Regions from separate parts of the Homo sapiens genome. Here regions 1 and 2 are each linked to region 3. A link is an interaction called in ENCODE POLR2A ChIA-PET data of the cell type or tissue named here. Cell type or tissue: PC-9. All regions are shown on one strand.

Evidence for each region. Peaks named below come from ENCODE experiments on the same cell type or tissue, not always from the same donor. Only the 100,000 strongest peaks of a DNase experiment are listed, where the experiment ranks them.
Region 1: POLR2A ChIA-PET joins it to region 3 with 14 read pairs; 9 of 35 experiments call an interaction of 5 or more read pairs at or near these places.
Region 2: POLR2A ChIA-PET joins it to region 3 with 19 read pairs; 6 of 35 experiments call an interaction of 5 or more read pairs at or near these places.

Annotation. Positions count from the first base shown.
Region 1 is chr17:75,600,196-75,602,695 of GRCh38, reverse strand. It overlaps MYO15B (myosin XVB), which reads right to left. Exons shown (of 64, transcript NM_001395058.1): 15 at 1,133-1,258; 16 at 102-179. Among named protein-coding and RNA genes, the nearest start is that of MYO15B, 14 kb to the right of the region's middle. In PC-9, CTCF peaks have their summits at 1,132 and 1,338 (motif pointing left); a DNase peak (open chromatin) is centred at 1,175; H3K27ac peaks cover 1,213 bases.
Region 2 is chr17:75,644,119-75,646,618 of GRCh38, reverse strand. All of the region lies in intron 8 of RECQL5 (RecQ like helicase 5), which reads left to right. ERLN (endoregulin) reads right to left here and starts at 368. Exons shown (of 2, transcript NM_001162997.2): 1 at 1-368. RefSeq lists enhancers at 50-129, 297-441 and a cis regulatory region at 363-376. In PC-9, no CTCF peak of the experiment used is centred here; DNase peaks (open chromatin) are centred at 328 and 948; H3K27ac peaks cover 2,139 bases.
Region 3 is chr17:75,524,395-75,526,894 of GRCh38, reverse strand. TSEN54 (tRNA splicing endonuclease subunit 54) reads right to left here. Exons shown (of 11, transcript NM_207346.3): 11 at 2,160-2,500. The coding sequence ends at 2,483. It overlaps LLGL2 (LLGL scribble cell polarity complex component 2), which reads right to left and starts at 1,198. Exons shown (of 26, transcript NM_001031803.2): 1 at 1,070-1,198. RefSeq lists silencers at 1,492-1,676, 993-1,712, 1,733-1,832. In PC-9, CTCF peaks have their summits at 1,595 and 1,795; a DNase peak (open chromatin) is centred at 1,304; H3K4me3 peaks cover 2,402 bases; H3K27ac peaks cover 1,525 bases.

The sequences.
Region 1 (2,500 bases), 76 kb before region 3:
ACTTGAGGGCCAACCCTTGGGCAAGAGCGCCCAGGGGGAAAAGGACAGAATTGGGGGACAGAGTATGGAGCGGGTGGGGGCCTGGAAGGGCAGATGGGCACCTGGAGCTGGCTCTGGCCAAGCATCTCCACCACAGCAGGGTCCAGCTGATCCCGGTTTCTGTTTAAAAACTTGTGAACCTGCAAGAGACCATGCAGGTGGGGAGGGAAGTGGAGAAAGGGAGGAGAACAGGAACCAAGGAGGGGAGGCTGGATATGGAGGAGAAGAATCTACCCTCTCCCCAGGTGACCTGAAAGGCTGCCTTGGTGTTTCCAGCCCTTTACCTAGCCTTGGGTCTGCCACTGGACTTTCCATTCCACCCCATGGACAGGTCCAGTCCCCAGCAAGACCACACTCTCCCCACTGGGGCTTTAACCTATGCTAGTCAATAGGTTGACTAGACAAGAATGTTGTCTGTCTCTCCATATTAAATCTATTTTGATTTACATTTTCCTAGCTTTCTTGAACTCCTTGTATTTCTTTTTTGGGGGCAACTCCTGGGTAGTTTGTAGTTTTTCTTCTCCAAGCAAAGTGTGCCATCTCCTCCAGGGAGAACTGATTCTCCCTACTGCCCTTCCCTTTATTCCAGCCCCCGCTCCCCCACCCCCAGTTCCTCTCCTCCTGGGGTAGGCACGCGTGCAGCTTCTTGGTAGGCATAGAACTCGGAAGGGGGAAGGGAAGTCCATTCAGTGAGCACCTACTATGTGCCAGGCACCTGCCAGGCCATCTCCACGTTACTACATCTCACCCTCACAGCAACGCCAGAGCTTAGGTCTCCATACCCATTTTACAGGTGAGGAAACGGAGGCTCAGAAGGCGAAGTAAACTGCCAAGGTCATCAGGTCCCATGCTTGTGCTCTGCCCACTTGTCTGGAGGGTCCCAAGGCTTCCACTCCCTGACCCCATAATTGTCACCTAGAACTCAGTAAACCGTGCTCAGAACTGGGCAGGGCCCATGGCTCAGGTAGGGACAGGTGTCCAAGCCTTGCAAGGGGCCTCCCCACACCCACTCCTCTCCGCTGTCGGGTGACTCAGCTTGGGAGGGGACACTGCCCTCGCTGATTCACCCTGGTCTGTCCCTGAGGCCAGGTACCTGGTAGGTGACAGTCCCTGCATAATGTCGCACGGTGAACACGGGCAGGGGCAGCCGGGGCTTGGCATAGCTGGGGTGGTCACCATGGTGATAGTGGCTCTTCTGGAGGAAGGTGTGGTCCGTGGCCTAGGAGAGGAGCCATGAGCTCCCTTCACGCCTCTGCACAGGCTGTCCTTCTGGATGGCGCCCTCTCCCGGTGAGCACGAGTACTGCCTACACTGACTATAAGGGTAGGTTTGGCTTTGTTCCCCAAAACAAGCGCTTTGGGAGGCCGAGGTGGTCGGATCGTTTGAGGATAGGAGTTCGAGATCAGCCTGGGCAACCTAGTGAGATCCCATCTCTACAAAAAATTTAAAAATTGGGCTGGGCGCGGTGGCTCACGCATGTAATCTCAGCACTTTGGGAGGCCGAGACAGGCAGATCACAAGGTCAGGAGTTCGAGACCAGCCTGGCCAACATAGTGAAATCCCAACTCTACTAAAAATACAAAAAATTAGCTGGGCGTGGTGGCAGGTGCCTGTAATCTCAGCTACTCAGGAGGCTGAGGCAGGAGAATCACTTGAACCCAGGAGGCGGAGGTTGCAGTGAGCCACGATGGCACCATTGCACTACAGCCTGGGTGACAGTGCGAGACTCCATCTCAAAAAAAAAAAAAAAAATTAAAAATTAGCTGGGTGGGGCTAGGCGCAGTGGCTCATGCCTGTAACCGCAGCGCTTTGAGGCCAAGGCAGGTGGATCACCTGAGGTCAGGAGTTCAAGACCAGCCTGGCCAACATAGTGAAACCCTGTCTCTACTAAAAATACAAAAAAATTAGCTGGGCATGGTGACTCATGCCTGTAATCCCAGCTACTCAGGAAGCTGAAGCAGGAGAATCATTTGAACCTGGGAGGTGGAGGTTGCAGTGAGCCGAGACCGCACCATTGCACTCCAGCCTGGGCAACAAGAACCAAACTCCGTCTCAAAAAAAAAAAAAAAGAAAAGAAAAAAGTAACATTAGCTGGGTGGAAGGACTGATTGAGACTGGGAGCTTGAGGCTGCAGTAAGCTATGATGGTGTCACTGCACTCCAGCCTGCGTGAGAGAGTGAGACCCCATTTCTAAAATAAGTAAGTACTTAAACAAAAAAAAAAAAAGAAATGGGGATGGGGCACTTTAGTACAGATTTAGCAATCATTCCTGGGAGAATGGTCCCACAATCACATGTGCTTTTAAACAGGTCTTTCAAAGATCACTCTTAGGCCGGACGCGGTGGCTCACGCCTGTAATCCCAGCACTTTGGGAGGCCGAAGCAGGTGGATCACGAGGTCAGGAGATCGAGACCATCCTGGCTAACATGGTGAAACCCCGTCTTTACTAAAAAATACAAAA
Region 2 (2,500 bases), 120 kb before region 3:
CCCTGACCAGACCTTAGTTGCTGTCACCAAACAAACAAAGGTGGGCTAGGGCTGGTTGCCTGGCAACCACGGCTCCCTTTCTGCCTTTCACGTTCCCCCTTCAGCTCCTTTCTGCCCTTGTGTGATGTCATTTTGGGGGTGCTCAGGGCACGTGTTCATGAGTCCCTCCTGAGAGAAGTCAGACTTGGGGTGGACGGGGAAGAGACTGGACCGAGGGCCTTTGCCCCAGGCCATCAGGCCGCCTCACCTGTGGCTGGGCTGGGCTGTCCTCTGTCTGGGTGACGTGTGGACTGCGGACCTGCCCCGAGCTCAGGAAGCCCTGGGGCTGGGACTGGCGTAGGGCTCACTTCCTGTGTTGTGGGGTGAATGATTAACTGCAGCCCTGGCTGGCGCCTGGTGCCTCCTGGAACTGTTTCTGGGGGAAGTGTTGCTCCCCCCCTGAGGCTTCCCATTGGTGCCTTTGTCTGCTCCCTGGGCACGGCCTCAGCAACATTGTGTGGTTGGTTTCTGCCCACTGGCACAATAGGGAAGCTGGGAAGAGGGGATCAAGCCTGTGCCCTGGTGCTTGAAACCTAGTGGCCACCATATACTCCTTTAAAAGCTAGGATGTGAGGGCCCGCTATGGCCAGGAACCATGCCAGGCACTGTGTGTCCAGTTGTGAGATCAGAGAGGCGGGCCCTGCCCTCCAAGGGCTTCCCTTCTAGCCCTCGGGTGCTTATCCCAGCTGGTAAAGATCTAGGAGCTTTGAGAAATGCCCAGGCCCCACCTGGTACCACTTATATCAGTCTCTGGGGTTGCCAGGATGTCGTATTGTTTACACATCCCCAGGTGATTCTCCCCAGGTGTGGCCAGGGTTGGATGACAGATGGAGGCAGATTTAGAACAGTCGTTCTTAACTATCATGGGCGTCACTGACCCGGGTTACCTGATGTTTTCTGTTTCCTTGTGTGAAACTTACTGACTAAGGCCCTTGGCATGCTGAACGCTCACAGCAGTGGGCCAGTCTCTAGCTCACCCTTTGCGTGCAGCTCCGTCAGTTAAGTCAGATGCTTATCAAGAGTCAAGTGTTGGTTCCCAAACCTGTTCATGGCAGTTGTACTTGTAATTACATAATTGAATTTAACATCCCGGGAACCAATGAAGCAACAATAATAGCTGAAACCCCAATTTTACATGTGGGGAACGGGCACAGAGAGGTTAAATAACTTAGCCGAGGTCATCAGCTAGTAAGTAACTGAGTTGGAGTTTGAATCCAGCAGCACACAGTCTGAGCGCTGAAGCACCTGTGCTGCACCTCAGAGCGAGTGGAGAAAGAAATTCTTTCTAGAAATACCTATTGACTACTTTGGGATGACTTTGGAATCACTCAGATAATGTTCCTGTTGAAAAAGATGCAGACATGATAACTAAACATCAGGGACATTTTGTAAAAACCCAGAAGGTTTTCACACCCAGCTTCCTTTGCCTTTAAGTTCCAATGACTTTAAGTTTTTGTTCTGCTTTAAAGAAACCAAAACTAGAAAATAACAATCCAGGAGCTGTGGTTGGCAAGCCCACACTCAACCAAAACTAGAAGATAGCAATCCAGGAGCTCTGGTTGGCAAGCCCACACTCAGAGAAAAGGCCAGGAAGGCCGGCCAAGGAAAAGGTGTATGTTTCCATTTAATGTGAGATATGTAAAAAAGTAATAGATGTGTAGAGAACTTAGGTGTTCTTTAACAAAAGTTGCTTTGACCAGCTCTTTCAATTAACTGCCGGCCCCAATTGGATAATTTTTTTTTTTTTTTTTGAGGCAGAGTCTCACTCTGTAGCCCAGGCTGGAGTGCAGTGGTGTGATCTTGGCTCACTGCAACCTCTGTCTCCCGGGTTCAGGCGATTCTCCTGCCTCAGCCTCCTGAGTAGCTGGGATCACAGGCGTGTGCCACCATGCCCGGTTGGGAGGAAACTTTTATATACTCTCTGCCAAGTTTTTCTAATGAGATTCTTGTATCCGTGGCTTTATTGTCATTTTTTATTTTTATTTTATTTTTTTTGAGACAGGGTCTTGCTCTGTCACTCAGGCTGGAGTGCAGTGCCACTGTCATGCCCCAGGCAGTCCTCCTGCCTCAACCTCCACAGGAGTAGCTGGGACCACAGGTGTATGCTACCACACCTGGCTAATTTTTTTTTATATTTGTAGGGACAGGGTCTCCCCATGTTGCCCAGGCTGGTCTCAAACTCCCGAGCTCAAGGATCCTTGGCCTTCCAAAGTGCTGGGATTACATGCATGTGATATACTATGCTGGTCTGTTGTTGTTTTTTGTTTGTTTGCTTGAGACGGAATCTCACTCTGTCGCTCAGGCTGGAGTGCGGTGGCGTGATCTCAGCTCACTGCAACCTCTGCCTCCTGGGTTCAAGCAATTCTCCTGCTTCAGCCTCCCGAGTAGCTGGGACTACAGGCGTGCGCCACCACACCCGGCTAATTTTTTTGTATTTTTAGTAGAGACAGGTTTCACCATG
Region 3 (2,500 bases):
CACCCAGCCTCAACTGCCACTTCTGACCTTGGCTTCCCCCGGGCTGGGCCACAGCTCTTCTGTGGCAGCTCTGCTCTTCCTACCAGCGTTTCCTTGTCACCTTGACACACCCATTCCCTCCCTGCCCGCTCCCTGCTCAGAATCCTCTCTGTAGCCCCTTCAAGAGAACTCAAGGTTCTCTTGAACTACAAACTCCAGCAGGGGGTCCCTGGAGCCCAGGTTAAGGCTGCCGGCAGTCGCATACGGATCCCCAGGGGAAGGGGCGCCCTCCTCACTCAAAGCTCACCTGTTCAGGTGAGAGCCTCAAAGCGCCACTCTACAGCTCCCCTGGTTAGGTCAGTTCTCCCCACAGCCAAGGCCCAGCGTGTCCACCAATCGTCCAGCCGGAACAAACTAAGACACACTTTCTTTGGCAAGATAGAATTTTCCACTTCTCGCCAAATCCCACAGCGCAAACCCCGCCCGTCAGCATGGAGGGCAGACTGGGTCTCCGCACTGTCATGTGAAGGTGTCCAAAGCCGCCCCAGCTGGAGAAAGGCCGGAGACCGAAGTCCCTCCCGCGGGCTTCCTGCGTCCGGGGATTAGGAGGCACAAAGGGCCGGCAGGGACACAGCCCAGATGGCAGGGGCAGGGGCTAAGCCGCCGGGGCACCGCGCTCCGGCCGCCGCCCGTGGGGAGGGGGTCACCGCAGACGCGCGTCGCCAACCCCGCTGGCCTGGCGCCTGCACGTGGGCCCGGGGACTCCGTCTCTGCCCGCGGTGCCCCCCGCACCCAGCCGGCCGGGGCACCTGTTCTCCTGCTCTCCTAAGCCAACATTATTGTGCAAACCCAAGCCCAAGTTTCAGTCATCGCGCAGATCAGGCAGAGAAGTTTCCCGCAGAACTTTCTACAGGTGTCTCTCTTCCAGGCCAGCACAGCGACGCGGACAGGGGCGAGGCGCGCGGACCTGGGCGCAGCCCTCCCGCCCTGGCCCGACAGCCCAGGGGTCCTGGGCCTCCCTGGCCTCCCCGCCCCAGGTGGAAGCCCCGAGGGGGCGGGCCCGGCTGGGCGAGTCCGGCACGCATCTCACCTGGAACCCCGGGCCAGCCCCCGCCCGAGGCCTCGGCGTCCCTCGGCGCCCGCCGCCGGCCCCGCTCGCTCCGCCGCGCCTGCCCACGGGCTGCTGGGCGGCCGTCTCCTTCCTGCTCACCTCCGGCGCGGCGAGCCTGGGGCGGAGCCGCGCTATTTACATAAAGGGCGAGCCTGCCGGGGCCCAGCGCCCCGCCCCCGGCCCGCCCCCCAGCTCGGCGCCGCAGGGGCGGGGGCACCCTCGGGGGTGGGGGCTGCGCTCCTGCCAATCCGCGGCCCCGGGAAGCGCGGGGCGGGGCCTCGCGAACGGCCTCGGGGTTCCGCAGGCCCGCCCCGGCCTCACCTGCGCGCACCTGGACGCAGAACGGCGCGCCGCGCCCAGTGTCCCGCCGCCTCCCGCAAGCGGAAATAGTTCCCGGAACGCCTGCGGTCCCGGGCCGCCTCCCAGACTCCAGGGGAGCCGTCCCTCCAACTCCCGGGAGCTGCCGAGGGAGGGGCGGATCCGGGCCAGCTCCTCTGCCAGAGCCCAGCCCAGAGAGGGTGACCGGGGGACGCAGGGCCGGGTTTCCAGCCCCACGAGAGGGATGGTGTAGGGACCGGGGCGTCGCGGCGAGACGCCTTTCCTCGGGGGGGGGTGCGGGGGGGCGCCCACCTCCTCCGTGTCGGCCGGAGGGTCTGCAACAGCGGGTGGAATTTTTAGCACAAGCGAGGGAGGAGGTTGGAGCGACGAGAGGCGGGAGCGGAAAGGGCGCGGAGGCCGGGGCTGCAGCGCGCTCCACCGCCCAGCTGCAGGTGGCGCCTCTCGCCACCCGCACCCCGCTGCGCCCAGGGAAGGGCCGATGGCGCGCCGTCCTCCCTCCTCCCTTCGGGAAGCCTGCGACGTCCCATCCCCTCCGACGCAGGCCCGGGAAAGGCTCAAAAGGTTCGAGGTCGCGTTCCTGCTATCCCGCGGGCTTCTCTCACTCTTAGATCCCGCACCAGAGGAAGCGGATCTCCTTGAGTGGGCAAAGCAGGGGTGAGGGGCTGGGGGCAGTTCCACTGACAACGGGACGGGGGCGAGAGGGGTTTACCCAGTACATACAGAAACAGCAGAAAAGAAATCTATTTTTAATGGCTTTGGCTTTATAGCACGAAGCAGGCACCCTCTCGTTAAAGGCACACAGTCCTCTCTTCTGCCCCACCTCCTGGGTCCTTAAAATCGAGTCCTGAGTTCCAGAGGGGTCACTGCAAGGCAGCAGGGAAGGGAGAGGGTCACAGTTTCACTCTGTGAGTATCAGACACCCAGGGCCAAGGCCCAGACTGGCCTCTGAAGCTACAGGTTAGAGTCTGGGTACAGGAGGCAGCCGAGATGGTCCCTGAGAACAGACAGTCCCGGTCCCCCGGAGCAAGCTCCATCCTCTGCAGAGCTGTGAGGTCAGTGCCCCACATCCTG